2 separate regions of the Homo sapiens genome follow, and region 1 is linked to region 2. Evidence: read pairs that join two places in POLR2A ChIA-PET (ENCODE). Cell type or tissue: HepG2. All regions are shown on one strand. Links, peaks and the distances in the headings refer to the core of each region. The heading gives the core; the rest is flanking DNA.

Region 1 (8,798 bases), core at 1,322-6,321, 1.4 Mb before region 2:
TGTCTTTTCTTATAATGGATAATTTCTGTGCATTTATCTTTAAACTCAGTTACTCTTTTCTCTGACATCTCCATTTTCCTAATCAAATTTTTTTGAAAATATATTTTCAGGTATAAAATTTCTATTTTTATTTTTTTAATTTCTTTGCCAAGATTTTCTTTTTATTAATCTCTAGCATATTTTCCTTTACTTCATTGAGCATAGTTATAACAGTTGCTTTAATGTCCTTTTCTAATAATCTGAACATCTGAGTCATTTCTGGACTGGGATCTGTTCAATTTTCTTTTTCTTTTTATTAATCTCTAGCATATTTTCCTTTACTTGATTGAGCATGGTTATAAGAGTTGCTTTAATGTCCTTTTCTAATAATCTCAACACCTGAGTCATTTCTGGACTGGAATCTGTTTATTATGTTTACCTCTGAGAATGATTCAATTTTCCCAAGGCTTTTCATGCCAAGTATTTTTGGACTATATCCTGGACATTGTGAATGTTTTGTCATGTAGAGTCTAGGTTCTGTCATATCCTTTCTGAAGAATGTTGTTATTTTCCATTTAGCAGGCATTTCACCAGTCAGTTAAACTCACTGTAAGTCTTGTCTTACTCTGTGGTTGGTGGTTCAGTTCAGCTCTTTAAGCCTTTACTGTGCTACTTTGAGTTTGTCCTGCATATACGTGAATCAAAGGTCAGTCGGAGACGTGTGGGGTTTAGATAGAATTTGGGGATTATCTTCTCTGGGTCTCTTCCTTCTGGAATTTCTCTCTCACTTCTCAGTGATGTTTGTTGTCTGGGCTCCTTTCCCTGATTCTTCTGGCTAGAATGATGAAGGGCTTCCTATCAATGTTTTTGACACTTGCACTATGCCATTTCTGCAGTTATGGACTGTGTTTGAAGAAAAACCACAATAAACCTGGAAACTTCTCTCCAGGCCAGTTTACACAAATGTTGACTTTCCTCTACAATCTTCCTGCTTTTGTTTACTCTGAAGAATTCTTAGGTCAATAAAAAAAATTTCTCCAGACTTTATATGTTGCTGTGAGGAATTGATCTGTAAAGATGCATCTGTGAATTAGCCAGGCATGGTGGCGGGTCTCTGTAGTCCCAGCTACTCAGGAGGCTGAGGCAGGAGAGTGGCGTGAACCCGGGAGACGGAGCTTGCGGTGAGCGAAGATCGCGCCACTGCACTCCAGCCTGGGCGACAGAGTGATACTCTGCCTCAACACTGCACTCCAGCCTGGGCGGAAGAGTGATACTCCATCTCAAAAAAAAAAAAAAAAAAGATGCATCTATGGCTCTCCAACAAATTGCTTTTGAAACTGACAGCAGGCAATATTTTAACATGTCAAAAGTACAATGACCATTAAACATACACACGCATCATTTTATTTTTATTTATTCTTAAAAAAAATTATTTTTATTTAAGACAGAGTCTTTGTCACCCAGGCTGGAGTGCAGTGGCACAATGATGGCTCACTGCAGCCTTGACCTCCTGGGCTCAAGCAATCCTTCTACCTCAGCCTCCTGTCTAGCTGGAACCAGAGGCATGTACCAACATGCCCGGTTAATTTTTTACTTTTTGTAGAGACAGGGTCTCCTTATGTTGCCTTCGTTGGTCTTGAACTCCTGGGCTCAAGCGATTCTCCCTTCTTGGCCTCCCAAAGCGCTGGGATTGCAAGATGAGCCACTGCACCTGGCCACATTTTATTTTTAAATTTTGGCTTTTTAAGCAATTAAAGGGAGTCCAAGAAGTGAAGATAGAAAGTGGGGAGAAGAAAAACGCAGGGGAGTATTTTGTTGTTTCATTAGCTGTTATGTATTTATATATGTATGTATTTTTGAATGTAAGTATATTCACAAGGGATATAGGCATATTCTAAGTGACTGTTATAAAGGGCTGAGCTTTTATAGTTATTGAAATTTCTGTGAGCTTTTGAATAGCTCAGAGAGAAACCTCTTCTGAGCCTGAAAAATAGCTTTTTCTCTATTTTCTATATCCTTTTAAATGAGCACATGTAAGTGGTTTTTACTATTATTGATATTAACAGGATTAAAGGCAGCTAAACAAGTATAGAAAGTGCAGAAAAATAGAAAAAAAATCACTGTTTTCCCATTCTCTTAGCAAAATTATTAATATGTTTATATATTTCTTTTGAGGCTTTTTTTTGGTAAATGACAATGAGGACACAAACAGATCTCATTTCTCCCACTGATATTTCAGAAGCAAATATTGTTTTCAGAATATTTTTGTTTTCCTTGCAAGGCTGAAGATTTTACTAAATGAGATAGATTGTCCTTGGGTTAAGAAGTTTCTTTTGGAACTTTAGTACTGTGCATTGGAAATTGACATTGGCCTGAAGTTTAGGAGGTATGTCAGTTGAGATGATATTTGATTATGGACCTAGGAAAACCCAAATCTTGTTCTTAAAAGGTTATCCTTCTCAGTGTGGTCCCCTGACTACATATAGGAAGAGGTCAAGGTCTGGTAATTCATATTACTTTCTGGGCCCATTCCTAATGTAATACTCTGATGAGCTAGGCCTAACATATGCAGACTGCTTTCCCTTTTTGAGGTGGGTTTGTGTAGCTTGGAACCAAGTCATGTGGTAATCTGCTCCATTTATTTTGACTTTAGTTACAGTCTAGAGCAAAGTTTTGGATTTTCCGTTCCAACAGGAGAAATAGACACAACTGCAAGAACCAGAGAGTAACCTGCAATGGTCTAGAGAATTCAAGTGTGCAGCCCTGCCTGAGTCTTTAGCCATTTTTGGCTGGAGAACTTTCTTCTGATGGCTGACCTGGTCTTGTGAGAGAGAAGAAAAGGCTGGCTCTTGACCCTTCTGACTGCTTCACTGCTCAGGCCTTGAACCTTCTGGCAGAAGAGAAAGGAAAAGGCATAGACAGATTTTAAGAGCATTCTGTCCCGTTTTAAAGTGTAGGGTAAACATAATCAACCTGGTTTGTGAGCTGCCTATTTGACACATCATGTAGATGAATACTTTTTCCTTTAGAGACAACTACATTATTTTTCCCTTGGTATTGCCAAACTAGAACTAGTCTCTCTTAGTAAATTGCTCCTATGAAAAAGAGAACATGCTATTTTCTCATGAGAATGAATGTTTAAAAGTCATTTTATGTATTTTGTGTTGTAGGAGTGGGTGGGGGAATAAAGGCACTTAGCTTTGATGGACTGGCCCATGAAGCACTGGTATACCACTCATCTTGAACGCACAATAGAAGTTCCTGTTGAATTTAGAAGTTCTATTTCCTGTTGGTTTAATTTTAGATAGAAAGAGCAACTTTCCTGTTAAGAACTCATGGGAATGTACTGAGAAGTGTTAAACAATGAACACTTGTTAAACTTCAATAGCAAACCAAAGGCCTGGGAGAAGTGGGAAAGCAGGAACTAAGAAATAAAAGGGAAGTGCAAGTGGGAGAGTCAAGTCAGATTCTCATCAGGTACTAATGTACTTCTGGTCTGTGCTCTGTTCCAGTTACTACCTTTCAACCTTTTGCAGGAAGAAATGCAGATAGTGTTGATATGAACATATTGCCACCTGTGCAAACAATAAGAGCCAAAATACTATGCGGGGCGGGGGGATTATACAGCATTTTTTAAAGTAGGGAAACTTGCTTAAGGGCTTTAGAAATAATTTCTAATGTTCATATCCTATGGCCTGGAAAACTGGCAACAGATTATTTTCACTTTTTAATATGAACCCTTGGTATGGATAGAATTGAATTGTCCAAGGTCTAGTCAGTCATGGAGCTAGGTAAAGAAAGAAAGCCTATTGATTCCCAGATATGATGAGCTCTTCGTGTAGCAGGGTCTTCAGTTAAACGCAATACGACTATATTTGGGGGATAAACAGGAGATTTTCTTCATACTATCAAACATCATGATAAATGAATAATTACAATTATAAAGATAATTATTTCATGAATTGATATGAGTCCAACTAAGAAATGTAGATAAGTGATAAAAATGCAAAGTAAAATAAAAATATATTTTCCACATTTAAGTTTTAAGTCCATATGGATTTATTTGGGTACATGTCATGAAATACACCAAAAAATTGCACCAAATAGTTGTCCAGTTGTCTCAGCACAATTTATTGAAAAATTCTTTTATCATCAATTTAATGCTGCCTTTATAATATAACTAATATTATATTTAATCCTTTTTCTCACTTTCTCAGTGTAGCTATTGATTTTAGCAGCAGTTTTTCAGTTCTAATTCTTTTATCTGTAAACCTTTTATTTATCTGGTTGCTCTTCATTGAGGGACAAGTGCTCCCTTGTCATTTATGTTTTCCATTTTTTTTTTTGGCTAATCCAGCCTGTTTATTATTTCAAATGAATTCAGAATTACCTTTCAAAGTTCAAAATATCATTTTCAGAGTTTTGCACTGGCATGAAACCAAACCAGTATTTTGGGAAGACCTGATATAATTAAAATATTTGGTCTTTCCATCAAGGAACATTAACTTCCTATTTAGTTGAATCTTTCTTCAATGTCCTTCAGTAAAATTTTAAAAATTTAATCACCTAGTTTCAGTACATTTTTTTGTTAGGTTTATGCCTAGATACTTACTTTAAAAAATATTACAAATGAAATTTTACCATTATAGTAAAAAAATTGTTTTAAATAAGGACAGGGGCTCTGTTGCCCAGGCTAGAGTCCATTATGTTTTTGATAGGACCATTTTGGTACAAAGAAATTATTGGGGGATATATACATATATATATATTTTAAATTCAAATCTCTTGCAGAATCCTATTAGAGTTCTAGTGTCTGTGTTTTCAGTAGATAATCATATCTGGAAATAATGATGACATTCCAGAGGTGTTTCTGCCTTACTGTTTTATTTATTTTCAAAGAAACTTGACCTTAGGTATTCTCTAAAGACTTCTAGTTCATTGTATTTTGTTTTACTTTCATTGTTTTACCCTGATTTCTTGAAATGCTCCTCTTGGTGTGTTCTGTGGAACACTGTCCTCTTCGTTTTTCTAACTCTCTGATTACTCTTGCCCCTCCCGCCTCACACAGGTAAGTGTGCCACAGAACCTGCCATCGGTTCCCTATTTATATTTACTGCTAGCCTGGCTTTGTGTAATGATCTTTCAAGATCTCAAAATCTACTTATGATCATAGCTAGCTGGCCCTGCTGAATAACAGAATTTTTTAAAATTGTAGTTAAAATCCACATAACAAAATTTGTCCTCTTTACCATTTTAAAGTGTACAGTTCAGTGAATAACAGAAGTTTTATTATGACTAAGACTTCATTAGGCTGACTCAAAGTCCCTATTTTTTGAAGGAGCTTTCATTGCTCCCATTCATTCCTAATCATTGGCCAGGTCCTGTCAGTTTTACCTTGCTTTGTCTCTGTTTTTACTGTGCTTCATTATCAAGGTCAGACTCAGGCTCCAGCTACCAGATTCTTACTTGTCCTGCCAGCCTTTATTCTTTCTTCTAGTCAATATATCAAGTTACTTTTCTGCTAAAAATTTTGAGTGGTTTCCAGTAGCTCACAGAAAAAGTACAGAGAGTGGCACTGAAGGCCTCATAATCTAGCTGCAGCCTGCTCTGAGGCTTCCCCCATTCCCTTCCTACACACTGCTGTGGCTCAGGTGACACTTGGAGGGAGTGAGCTGGGTAAGGAAGGGGACACCTGGGACCAGCTGGAGAGAGAAGGGGAAACAGCTGTCTAGCCACAAGAACTGGGATTTGGCCCTTGCACTGACAGACCCTTCATTTTTCTTTTTTTTCAGAGAAACTGCAAATCTGAATTGGTTTATGAAAATCTTCCAATTTAAAATAGCTGGCTATGAATTAAGATTGTGGAAGTAAGCCAGACATGGTTGCTCATGCCTGTAATTCCAACACTTTGGAAGGCTGAGGTGGGAGGATGGCATGAGCCCAGGGAGTTAGAGACCAGCCTGGGCAACACAAGGAGACTGAGTCTTTACAAAAAATTAAAGTATTAGCTGGATGTGGTGTACCACATTTGGTCGCAGCTACTCAGGAGGCTTAGGTGGGAGGATCGCTTGAGCCCAGGAGGCCGAGGCTGCACTAAGCCATGATCATGCCACTGTACTCCAGTCACATGGGCAACAGAGCGAGATCTTGTCTCAAAAAAAGAAAAAATTGTTGAAATACTCTGAACTATATGGGCTGAATGATCCAGGCCTCAGGCCACAGTTTGTGACCTTTATTCTGTTGTAGCAGGGGTCCTGGGGATTTTCTAAGCTATGTTTAGTATGATGCTGCTTGCCTGGAAGTGGAACATTACTAATTAGAGTCTAAAGAAATGTTAAAAGAAATCCAATAGGGGTTTGGGAAGCCTCCACCGAAAAAAATGACTGTTTTAGAGGTTTTTCATGGTTCTTGTGAAAGGGCCAATAGGTGGATATAAAATTACATGATAATTTTACCCGCTTGTGCCTCAGGGAGCACGGTGAGGTTCTCTTATGAGAAGCTTTGCTGAGCTGAAATTTTATTCCAGTTTTGTTTTATATTTATGTATATACGCACACAACATATGTGATTGTTTTGGGGGCTTACTTTACAGGTCAAATTTGTCAAGATGTCCACAATCCCGAGACACTTTGGCCTGAAATACAAAGAGGAATCGTATATGTTTAAAGAGCTTGAGAAAGTTCGGCAGGAAACTAAAAAGGATTTTCTCCGATTCAAGCAGAAGTTGGCCTCCAAGCCGGCTGTAGATGAAAGCCCAGTCCACAGCCTCCATGCCCCCGGCCCGGCCCGCCCCGCGCGCGTTTCCTGCGCCGCAGCCCGGACGTCGAGAAGATACCCTTCGCTTAAAGGCCCTGCGATGTCCGCGGCCGCCCTCCTGCAGGAGGTGCTCGGAGGCGCGCCGCGTCCCTCGGGCCTGGGTGAGGCGGCGGCTCCAGGCAAGACCCGGTCGTTTCGCCCCCGGGACTTTTACTTGCGGAGCTCCGCGTTCCTACGGCACCAGGCCCTGAAAAAGCCCCCAGTCATCGCCTCGGGGTTCGGCACGGCCAGACCCGTGGTCCTGCTGCCTCCGCCCGAGCCACCCGTGAAGCGCAGAGCGCGCGGGGTCTTGGAGAGCTCGCGGCACGCGGCTCCCAGGCGGGTCTTCCACTTGGGAAGGGAGCGCGAACAGAGCCAGGAGGTAGCTCCTCTCGCAGGGCCCTGCATGGCCAAAGAGAGGAAGGCCAGCTCCGTCTCCGCAGAGGACGGCTACATGGAGGCCAGCAGCGGGCGGAGGAAAGTGAGGATCCGCAGCAACTTCGTGAGCGAGAGCGGGGCCCGCGAGGCGCGGGAAGCGGCGGGGTTAGGAGCCCAGGGAGAACAGGAGAGCTGGCCGCCCAGCGACGCGCGGGAGGCCGCCTGGCAGGCGCTGCTGCCCTCCCGCGTGATCCCCACGTCCATCGAAGAGATCATCGCCTCTCTGCAGTCCGAGGCCCAGCTGGCCTCCGACCAGACCATCAAAGAGCTCATACGGAGCGTCCTTGGCCAGAACTACGACATTACAATGGAAGTAGGTGAACCAAAACAAGAGTAACATTTTTCCCAAATGCAATTTGGGTTACATTACATATGTAAGAGTAGTTTATTATGGATAATATTTCAGTGCATAAGGTGTCATGTATTATAACACAAAAACACTGGGGTGTTATTCAACTTCTTTGCATTTTGTTTGAATTTTCCATTTGAATTTTTGAATTTTCTGTCTTATCCTCTTTTCAAAGTGAAGGAAACTGAGCCATGATCCCAGAAACTGGTTCAGAGAACATTAGCTGAAGACTTCAGTAATAACGTCACTAGGAGCCTTCCCCTTCAAAGGTTTCGTGATTATTTAGTGTTAAAGGAACAGGCATTTTATGTGAAAAACTCTTTTTTCTGTTACAGTTTAGTATTATTAGTAGTAAATTACAGCAAAAGTGCATTTATATTCTAAGAAGATCAGCATGTTACTATTTATAAGAATTCTATATTTTCAGTGAAAGTCATTCTCTTGAAACATTTTTAAAAACTTTATTTTCTATGTCTTCCCAATCATAGAGATTTGTAAGTGCTTCTTGTGTGCCAAACTCTATGGGACACACTTTACATGCATTTTTGTCCCCATGACAACCCTATCAGGTCAATAGATACTAATAAAAGTCCTGTCTGACGTGGAGGCCTTCTAGCTTTAGTGAAGTTAAAAAAGATTGGCACAGTGTTCTGGAGCTAATGCATGGCAGAGCTGGGATTCCACCCCAGGCAGTCTCATCCAAGACACTGAGCTGGAACCATGCCCAGGACAGCCCATTGATTCACTATGACTTGTCCCTGGCAGGAAGCTAAGCTAGATGGGGTCATATTTAAGTTTAAGATATTTTGTCCATTATACAGACTTTGCTGTGGCAGGGACATTGACAGCAAAAGCAGTAACAAGGGAACTTGAGCCCCAAACCCAAAGAAAGAAAGAAAGAAAGAAAAAATATGAGACACGGTCTTTTTTGAGAATGACAGAAGCAAGAAGATTCTATTACTGTTCTTGGCTGCAGCTACAAATATCTTATTAGTACACAGAATACTGCTACTGCATTATGTCTTTAAAATTGTTTCAGCCCCAGAATACACTCTTGGCTGTGATTTAAGGAATGTGACCATAAAGGGAAGCAAAAACAGGTATGAACAAGAGTCTCTGGTGTTGCCTTTGGCCTAATGTTTGTGGGCAGAGTATGACAAATGTTCTGAGTTGAGACTCACACCTCCCCATTGTTACTGAACAAGATTAGGGTGACTGCTCAGGCCATTTCAAAATG
Region 2 (8,798 bases), core at 2,265-7,264:
GCTTTCTGTATCCCAGGGTTTCTTACCTTGGTGTACGGGAAGAATCGGATCCCACGTGGGCTTGGGGAATGGGTGCAAGGTTTTATTGGGTGGAAGTTCTCAGCAGATGGATGGGGAGCCAGAAGGGAGATGGAGTGGGGAGGTGGTTTTCCCCTGGAGTCAGGCAGCTCAGCAGCCCGGGCCCTCCTCCGGCCACCCCAGCCAAACTCTGTGTCGTTCCACTGGTTGGCCTGCCGGTGTCTACTGGAGTCTCCCGGTGTGCTCTTTGCCGGCATGCCCCTCTCGACGTCCTGCTGCTTTTGTGTTCTTCCGCCAATGCATTCCTCTTGATATCCAGCTGCATGTGTTGTGCCCGCTAGGGTCTTGGGGTTCTTAAAAGCACAGGATGGGGGCATGGTGGGCCACAGTGGTCTTGGGAAATGCAACATTTGGGCAGGAAAACAGAAATGCTAGTCTTCACCTAGGTCTGTAGGCACAGGCCTGAGGGTGAAGCCCTAGCCAAGGACCACGCCCTTCCCTTCCTGGCACTTCTCTGCCTCCCTCCCAGATCAGTGGGGCCTTCAGGAAGTGACTAGAGCATGAGGGGTACATCCTCATGAATGGGGTTACTGCTTTTACAAAAGGTGTCTGTGGAAGCTTGTTCACCTCCCTCCCTTTCTCCATGTGAGGACGCATAGAAGGTGCCACCTACAAAGCAGAGAGCCATCACCACACACCAACTCTATGGTGCACCTTGATTGTGGACTTCCCAGCCTCCAGAACTGTGAGAAATAAATTTCCATTGTTTATAAATTACCCAGTCTAGGGTATTTTGTTCTAGCAGCGCAAAAGAACTAAGACAGGGCTAAACATTCAACAGTCTATGTAGGTAGATAATAATTTAGAAATAGACACATTATACACAAAAATGATCCCAGGTGATTGCTTTTAAATGGTGAACTAAAAGGGTATATTTGTTCATCCTTATCCCTAAATTCAGCTGTAACTGATTTAGAAGTAGAGGACAGTTTAGGGCTAAGTACCAAGACAAGAAACAATGGCACAACACTTAAGAACATAACTTAAGAGGCCAAGCACTTAAAGAACATAACTTAAGAGGCCAAGCAAATTAAACAGGTGTCATCATTACAATGTCTTTCCTCAATTCAAAATACGTGAACTTGGCTGGGTGCAGTGGCTCACACCTGTAATCCTAGCACTTTGGGAGGCTAAGGCAGGTGGATCACTTGAGGTCAGGAGTTCAAGACCAGCCTGGCCAATACGGTGAAACCCTATCTCTACTAAAAATACAAAACTTAGCCAGGTGTGGTGGCAGGCGCCTATAATCCCAGCTACTTGGGAGGCTGAGGTAGGAGAATCGCTTGAACCCAGAAGGTGGAGGTTGCAGTGAGCTGAGACTGTGCCACTGCACTCCAGCCTGGGCAACAGAACAAGACTCTGTCTCAAACAACAACAACAACAAAAAACTACATGAACTTCTATCTCCCTTTTTAAAAACACACTAGCCTTACAACAAAAATGAGTAACTATTGGGAGTGATAAAAAATACTCTAAAATTGATTGTGGTGATGTGGTTACATACATAACTTCACGAAAATACTCAAAACTATTAAATTGTGCACTTTAAGTGGGTGAAGTGTATGATGTGTGAATTATATCTTAAAGTTGTTATTTTTTAAATGAGTAGCTTTTAAATCTAATGATTTTAAATACTCTAATTTTACATTAGGCTTCTCAGGTTTTACTAGATTTCAAAATAGCCAGAAAAACAGTGAAAAGTATATTTTATTGGCATTTAGGCCTAGCGTAGTTCAATTCAAATAAAATATAACAAAGCAACTTATTTAAGCTAATTGAATATAACACATAAACAATTTTTTCTTAAGTTTCTGCTTTACCATCATATGATTGTGTTCATGCAAGTACAATCATTAAAACTGTCCTCCTAAGCATATATCATAGCACCACCTTTTATTTGCAGTACTTGATATGTAAATTTCATTGTCAAAACATATCTGGCTTTATCAATGTAAACATATTTGCTACAAGTAAACTTTAAAGGTAAAAGTGAATACTAATGAATAAATCAAAATAGAACTGAGCATCACATGATATAATTAAGCAAACATTATATAATACTGTTTCAATAAGAACCACAACTTAATACATTTCACAAAAAGGAAGGAAAAACAAAAAGTAATGTGTAAACTGCCAAAATAGTGTTAAAATACTGAAGGATATAATGCAAAATTTACCTCTGAAAAACAAGGGGAAAACAACAAAACCATGCTGTGAAAACTAAATTTGGTTTAGTAGTTACAACCGTCATTTTACTGCAAAGGCTTACTAAAATGCACTCCAACAAAACCATTTATTTTCTATCTCCCCTTTTAAAAAAACTACTGCGTTTAGTCACATAAGTTGGATATTTTGTGGAAATTTCACATTTTTTGTCAGCTGCGGGATTGTTACCCAAAAAAACCTTTCATCTCTAAACTATCTTTCCAAATAACCAAAAACATTATCATCATGAAAATTACCATTATAAAATCAAATAATTCCTAAACAAATCATAAAAATAAATCTGCCTTAACCTAGTAAGTACAGAAAAAGTGTATACATAAGTGCTGAAAATTACAGAAAAATATTCAATGAATAAGCAAAAATGTTCACATTTATCATTACTATTGTTTTTTTGCTTTCTGGCTAAAATTAAGGAACAAGTTTTTAAAAGGTGAGCAAGAAAATTCAGTGCCACTTTGGGTCTGTCTGCAATATACAAATGAGTTACATCTGTAGTACGAGGCAGACTCTATTTTTTATTAAACATAATTAAGTTATAAAGACTTCAAATTTCTAGAACCAGCTATAACACTGTGGTAAGCAAAATAAATTTGTTCTTATTGCTCTCATTATAATTCCAGCTTAATCTACAAATGTGAACATTTTCCATATGTTGTCTCAAACCATACTAATACAAAAAATATAGAGCAATATCTGTTGGTTTCCACAGATAAATGGAAAAAGGAAAAAATGAAATTTGAATATTATTTCATCTTCTTAAGTGTCTTTAACATTATTAGCACTTCAAGCAGCACTGGACACAGCAAGTTTCTTCAAGTGATCCATAAACACTTGTAAACTAACATCATCTGTAAGAATAGGTGCTCCAGACTCCTAGAGGAAAAAAGATATTTGTTATGATTAAAGCATAGGGTGATATCATGGAATTTATACACAAATGTTTAAAATAGACAAGGAAATCATTTGAAATGCCTATGGTCCTATTAAATAAAAAGAATCTAACTGGCCTCCGTCCCTGGTTGCTGGGAGGGAGACTCTACATCCTTAGAATTCCCTGATAATAGGAGTGTCTTTATTCATAGGCTGATGGGATCACATAGGAGTTTATGCTATGAGATGAGATGAATCAGGATGGCGGCTAGTCACCACGAAGACTAACAATGGAATTAGAGGCTTGGTGCTTTTAAAAGAAAGCCTGACCTCCAGACCCTTTCTCCCTGGCATTTTAAGAGAAATCCCAGCTGGAAGGAAGCAAACTCATAATATCATTTTTTAAATAAACTATGCTTCTCAAGTTTTCAGGTCGTTTTAATTGATTTCTGTAGGTTCCAAGTAATTAACAAGAGTTAGGGAAAATTCCTATTATCCATTTTAATAAAAACTGTATTGACAGAATGATCTTGGTAACCCAATCCATTAACAATGAAATTTTACTTCAGCAAGAGAAGGTATTTCTAGAAGATTTTTAATCTGAATTTTACATTTTTCTTCTTATACTCAAGTTCTTATTAATTATAAATATTCAAAGTCTAAAACAGGGAAATTAAGTAATTTCAGCAAATTATTGGCAAATGTGAGATGAGAACTTATAGCTCCTGTGATTCTAGTCTGGCATAGCCACAAACATGCCATAACCTCTCCTGAATAAAGGGAAATCAATTTTATCATATGTTTATTCAAAAGAACTTGAAAGATTTGATAATGAAGGGAGGCAATCCCTTACTGGGATTAAGGGCATAGAGTCTGGATCCAGAATGCCTAGGCTCAAATTCTGGCTCTGCCACTTCCTACCCATATGACTGAATAAGTTATTTAAACTATGTCTTAGTTTCCCCATGTGTAAAACAAGGATAATAACAGGACCTATCTTACACAAGTTGTTGTAATGATTAAATGAGTTAAATTCTATAAAGCAAACAGAACAGTACCTAGTACACACAGTAGACATACATGTTTTAGCTATTTCTATTGTTCCTCCTGTTCAAAAATCTATAACAATGAAATACTTTTCTTTATTCTATATGCATAGCTAACACAGAAAAGCACAAGTCTCAAAACTGTAACCTAAACCAGTAACAACCTCATGGCTCTTACTTTTTTCTTCCTGTAACTATGCCTGATTTTATTTTCATTTTACAATGTTTTCCATCTCAAGTCACCCAATCTCAGAGCCATTTCTCCTAGTCAAGACAAAATATAAGGATTTCCTAATTTATATACCACAGAGCTCCTGCTTGAAATGATAAATACCAATGCTCATTCGATTTTATAAAAAATTAGCAGTTAGCTGATCTCAACTTTTCAAATGGACCCTTTTTCTATTTAAAATATATCCAGGATTAGGCAGAAAGGTACAAGCTTTACATTATTTAGTATATGAGGCACTACAGCAACAGAGGCCTCCAGCACTGTCACAGAAGTGTTGCAGTGGTGCCCTCTTACGGCCGTTCATGGATAATACTTATCATAGGGTCCTTGATTTCTGACCCCCAAAAAATCCTGTAAGCTATTAGAGTCCATTAATTTTTAGTAAAATTCTTGGTTACTGTTATTTCCTTTAAATGCAATCATCAAATTAACTTGATTAAAAATTCAGAGTCTGGAGTTAGACCTTGGTTAAAATCTAGACCCTGCCACAGTTTAGCTACATGATCTTGCATAAAATACTTAATCTATATGAGCCTCAATTTCCTCTCATGAAATATAGGATTACTAGTATCCACCTTATAAAAGTTAATTAAATGAGAGTACACTAAAAGCATAGTGACTAAAACAGTAGATTCAGTGTATTAGATATTATGATTATTAAAATATTGACATCATTACTCATAAAAATCTTAAGAAAGACCTGAGCACTCTTATTTATGCCTGTAATGCCCCTACTTCCAGGCAGTAACAATTACACTTCAGAGTTTAAAATAGGTTTCCTTTCCCATGTTAAATATAAGAAGTGACTTTTTTTTCCATTGATAATAGTGAAAACTAATAGCTAACATTTACTGAGTATTACTGTCCATTTCAAGCATGTTTTATTAAACTCTATAGACAAGGAAGTGAAAACAAAGAGAAGTCAAGTAACTTGCAGAGTCTGCATTTTCCATTACCAGCCTTCCACCCTTCCAAGATTACTTTTTATAACCTCCCCAACTTTTAGAACTTTTGGACCTGGGATTCAATTTATTTACCTATATTACAAAAACTCTTAACTCCTAGCCACCTCCACAGATTTCCAATATTCTAATCTCTGCTCTCTCCTGTCCAGATCTATTGTATTCAATATATGCTATGTTTAAGGTCCTATGGAAAATCAAAAATGAAAATGACAGTTATTGCCTCAAGTAATTAATAATCTAACAGGAGCAATGCCATAAAAAATGGAGGCGGGAAAAGGGATGACAGGACAGGGATATTACACAAATTCAATCATGCAATTGTAGGACGGTGCTATGGTTTGAATATCTGTCCCTTCCAAAACTCATTTTGAAAATCCCCAATGTGGCAGTATAAAGGTGGGGCCTTTAAGAGGTGACTGGGTCATAAGGGTTCCGCCCTCATGAAACAATTAAAATCTATTCATGGATACTCCCAGGCACAGTGGCTCACACCTGTAATCCCAGCACTTTGGGAGGCAGAGGTGGGCAGATCACGAGATCAGAAGATCGAGACCATCCTGGCCAACATGGTGAAACTCCATCTCTACTAAAAATACCAAAAAAATTAGCTGAGTATGGTGGTGTGTGCCTGTAGTCCCAGCTACTCAGGAGGCTGAGGCAGGAGAATCGCTTGAACCCAGGAGGCAGAGGTTGCAGCGAGTCGAGATCGCGTCACTACACTCCAGCCTGGCAACAGAGCAAGACTCCGTCTCAAAAAAAAAAAAAAAAAAAAAAAAAGAACATTATGGAAGCATGCTCTAGATATTTTTAGTAAATAAAATAGGCCCTCACCACTGCTGCAAAAGCGTTTTATTAATCTTCAGTTGATTTTTGTATTCTTTAGAACTGTTTTTAATCTTTTCTAGTTTTTTTGGCCCCTAACTCCAGCCTTTTTCACTCCTAAATAATCTCATATTATTGAAAAGAAACAGGCAATTATCCAATGTGAGTTTTCACTCCACCTAAAAACCTTTCTGTCTTCACCCTTCTTACCTTTTGCTTTTGCAGAAATAAGTGCCCTGCCTCCTTACCAATGCTTAACGTCCATATACTGCTTATGATCATATTGTCTCCTGAGGATCTTAAATATCTGTTCTTTTGTGTCTTTCCTATGCTTGGTCTCCAAATAAGTTCTGTGCCCTTACCGTAATAACAATCATCTGCCTATCCTACTGCTTATCCTCAGGTTAAATTTGCAAAAGAATCATTTATACTTTCGACCTCCGCTTCTTTCTCACCCACTAATTCCTTATAAATTTATCTTCTTACTCAACCACCATACTAAAGCCGCTTACACAATGCCACGAATAACCTCCTAGCCATCAAATCCAAGCACCTTTTCTCACTCTGTATCCCTCTTCAACTGTCTGCGGCATGTCAGTTTGTTACCTCCTTCTTCTTCCTTCTATAAAGTCACCTTTTATGACATACTATTCTTTTCATTCTGCCTCTCTGATAATTCACTAAACACTCCTACCACTTGTACTCCCCTGAAGTTTTTGTCTCATCTCTCCTTTACCTCTTTACTCTCTCTTCAGACAAGCATTTACTGTGATGACTTTATCACCTTTCTCATTCTTGCCCTGACCATCAAACCCAAATTGCCAACAGCCCACTCAACATGGCCATAATCAATATGGTCATCTTATTGTGGCTCAATAAGGCCTTCTAGATAGTACCTCAAACTCAGTGTCTAAACCAAACAATTTCTCTCCACTCTCCCATTTATTGACATATGTTTTCCTAGTCACTCAGGCTTAAAACCCCAAAATACCCTGTTTCCCCTCACCTGTTTTTTAAAAATTCAAGACTACATTAAAGTTGAGAGAGAAGTACAATAAACACCCATATAGCATACCTACATTCACTGACTGTTAACATTTTGCCACGTATGCTTTATGTTTCTACATTATTTTTCCTTTTTTCTTCTTTTTGTTGAATAACTTCTGGAAGTTGAAGCCATCATGACATTTTATTCCTAAATACTTCAGGATGTATCTCCTAAGATCAAGAAGAATCTCCTACATAACCACACCATTATCACTCTCAAGAAATTTAATAATTCTGTACTAGTTATCTGATATATGATCTATATTCAAATCTCACAAATTATCCCAATTATGTTCTTTATAGCTATTCTCTCCCTTTAATCCAGGATTCAATCAGAATTCAGATTTTGTGCATAGTTGCCATGCCCTGGAATAATTACTTTCCTGCAACTTCTAATCAAGTCCTATTGAGTCTACTTTTAAAATATCTCCCAAATCTATTCCTTTCACCATCTTGCCTTTACTCCCTCTCACTTGGATTATTTTCGTAAATATACTTTCAACCTACAGACTGCTTCCATTTAATCTTAAGATTCAACTATACTAAGACTCAAATCTGCCCTCTGTCCACCTTCAATGACTCTCCATTACTTACCAAATAAATACTCAACTTCTCACTCCTCAACCTGACATTCAAGATCCTCCACAATTTACTTGTACAACACATTTCCGTTTTATGTTCTTCTAGTCAGCTCTGCATGTAGTCTTTTATCTTAGCCCATACTATTCTCTACCTAGATTTCCCTTCCTCATGCAATTTCCAATTACTGAAATAACCATTCTTTAAATGAAATGTTTCTTTTTTCTGAGCTCTTTTCTGATTACACACCCTCTTCCTGCTACCACTATGTGACCTCTTGCCATCTTCCTCTTCTAACCTTTGTAATACTTCATAGCTTTCTAAGGACAAATATCCCATTCTGCCTTGTAATTTACTTAGGTATGTATTTTATCTCTAATATTAGACTACAAGCTCTCCAAAGGCATGGGTAATAACTGCACCCTAAAGAGCCAATACAAAGTCCTAAACATACTGGACACTCAATAAATGTTGATATGTTATACCAAGAGGTTAACACTTTTTTTTTTTAAGAGATGGAGTCTTGCTATGTTGCCCAGGCTGGTCTCAAACTCCTGGCCTCAAGTGATCCTCCTGCCTCAGCCTCTTGAGCAGCTGGGATTACAGGCATGAGCCACCACACCCAGCAGGACTTTTACCAAATTAAACTATATCAATAATGATTTGCAGGGTTCCTGCCCCTCCTTCTCAACTATGATCCCTGGCCTCTCTTGGCTTATCGTGGCCTTTTGTGGTTCACAACCTAGCATTAAACTGGAGTCACCACTTCCTGTCTTACACACTTCATTGCTTTTTGTCTCAAGGGTATAGTGCTAAACTTGGAGTCTATTTGATAGGATCACTTTTGTCCTATGGTGTCGCCAAATATTAATTCTGTTTTCTACTCTCATTTTTACATTACTTTTCCAACAGAAACCATTACTAAATACACAG

What was found. ChIA-PET counts read pairs that join two places held together with the same protein. Peaks named below come from ENCODE experiments on the same cell type or tissue, not always from the same donor. Only the 100,000 strongest peaks of a DNase experiment are listed, where the experiment ranks them.
Region 1: POLR2A ChIA-PET joins it to region 2 with 5 read pairs; 1 of 35 experiments calls an interaction of 5 or more read pairs at or near these places.

Annotation. Positions count from the first base shown.
Region 1 is chr14:37,615,479-37,624,276 of GRCh38, forward strand. TTC6 (tetratricopeptide repeat domain 6) reads left to right here. Exons shown (of 33, transcript NM_001310135.5): 3 at 6,572-7,525. The coding sequence starts at 6,587. Among named protein-coding and RNA genes, the nearest start is that of TTC6, 24 kb to the left of the region's middle. In HepG2, for the core only: no CTCF peak of the experiment used is centred there; DNase peaks (open chromatin) are centred at 1,574 and 3,343.
Region 2 is chr14:39,030,152-39,038,949 of GRCh38, forward strand. It overlaps SEC23A (SEC23 homolog A, COPII component), which reads right to left. Exons shown (of 20, transcript NM_006364.4): 20 at 1,768-3,177. The coding sequence ends at 3,088. Among named protein-coding and RNA genes, the nearest start is that of SEC23A-AS1, 69 kb to the right of the region's middle. In HepG2, for the core only: a CTCF peak has its summit at 4,743 (motif pointing left); a DNase peak (open chromatin) is centred at 4,740.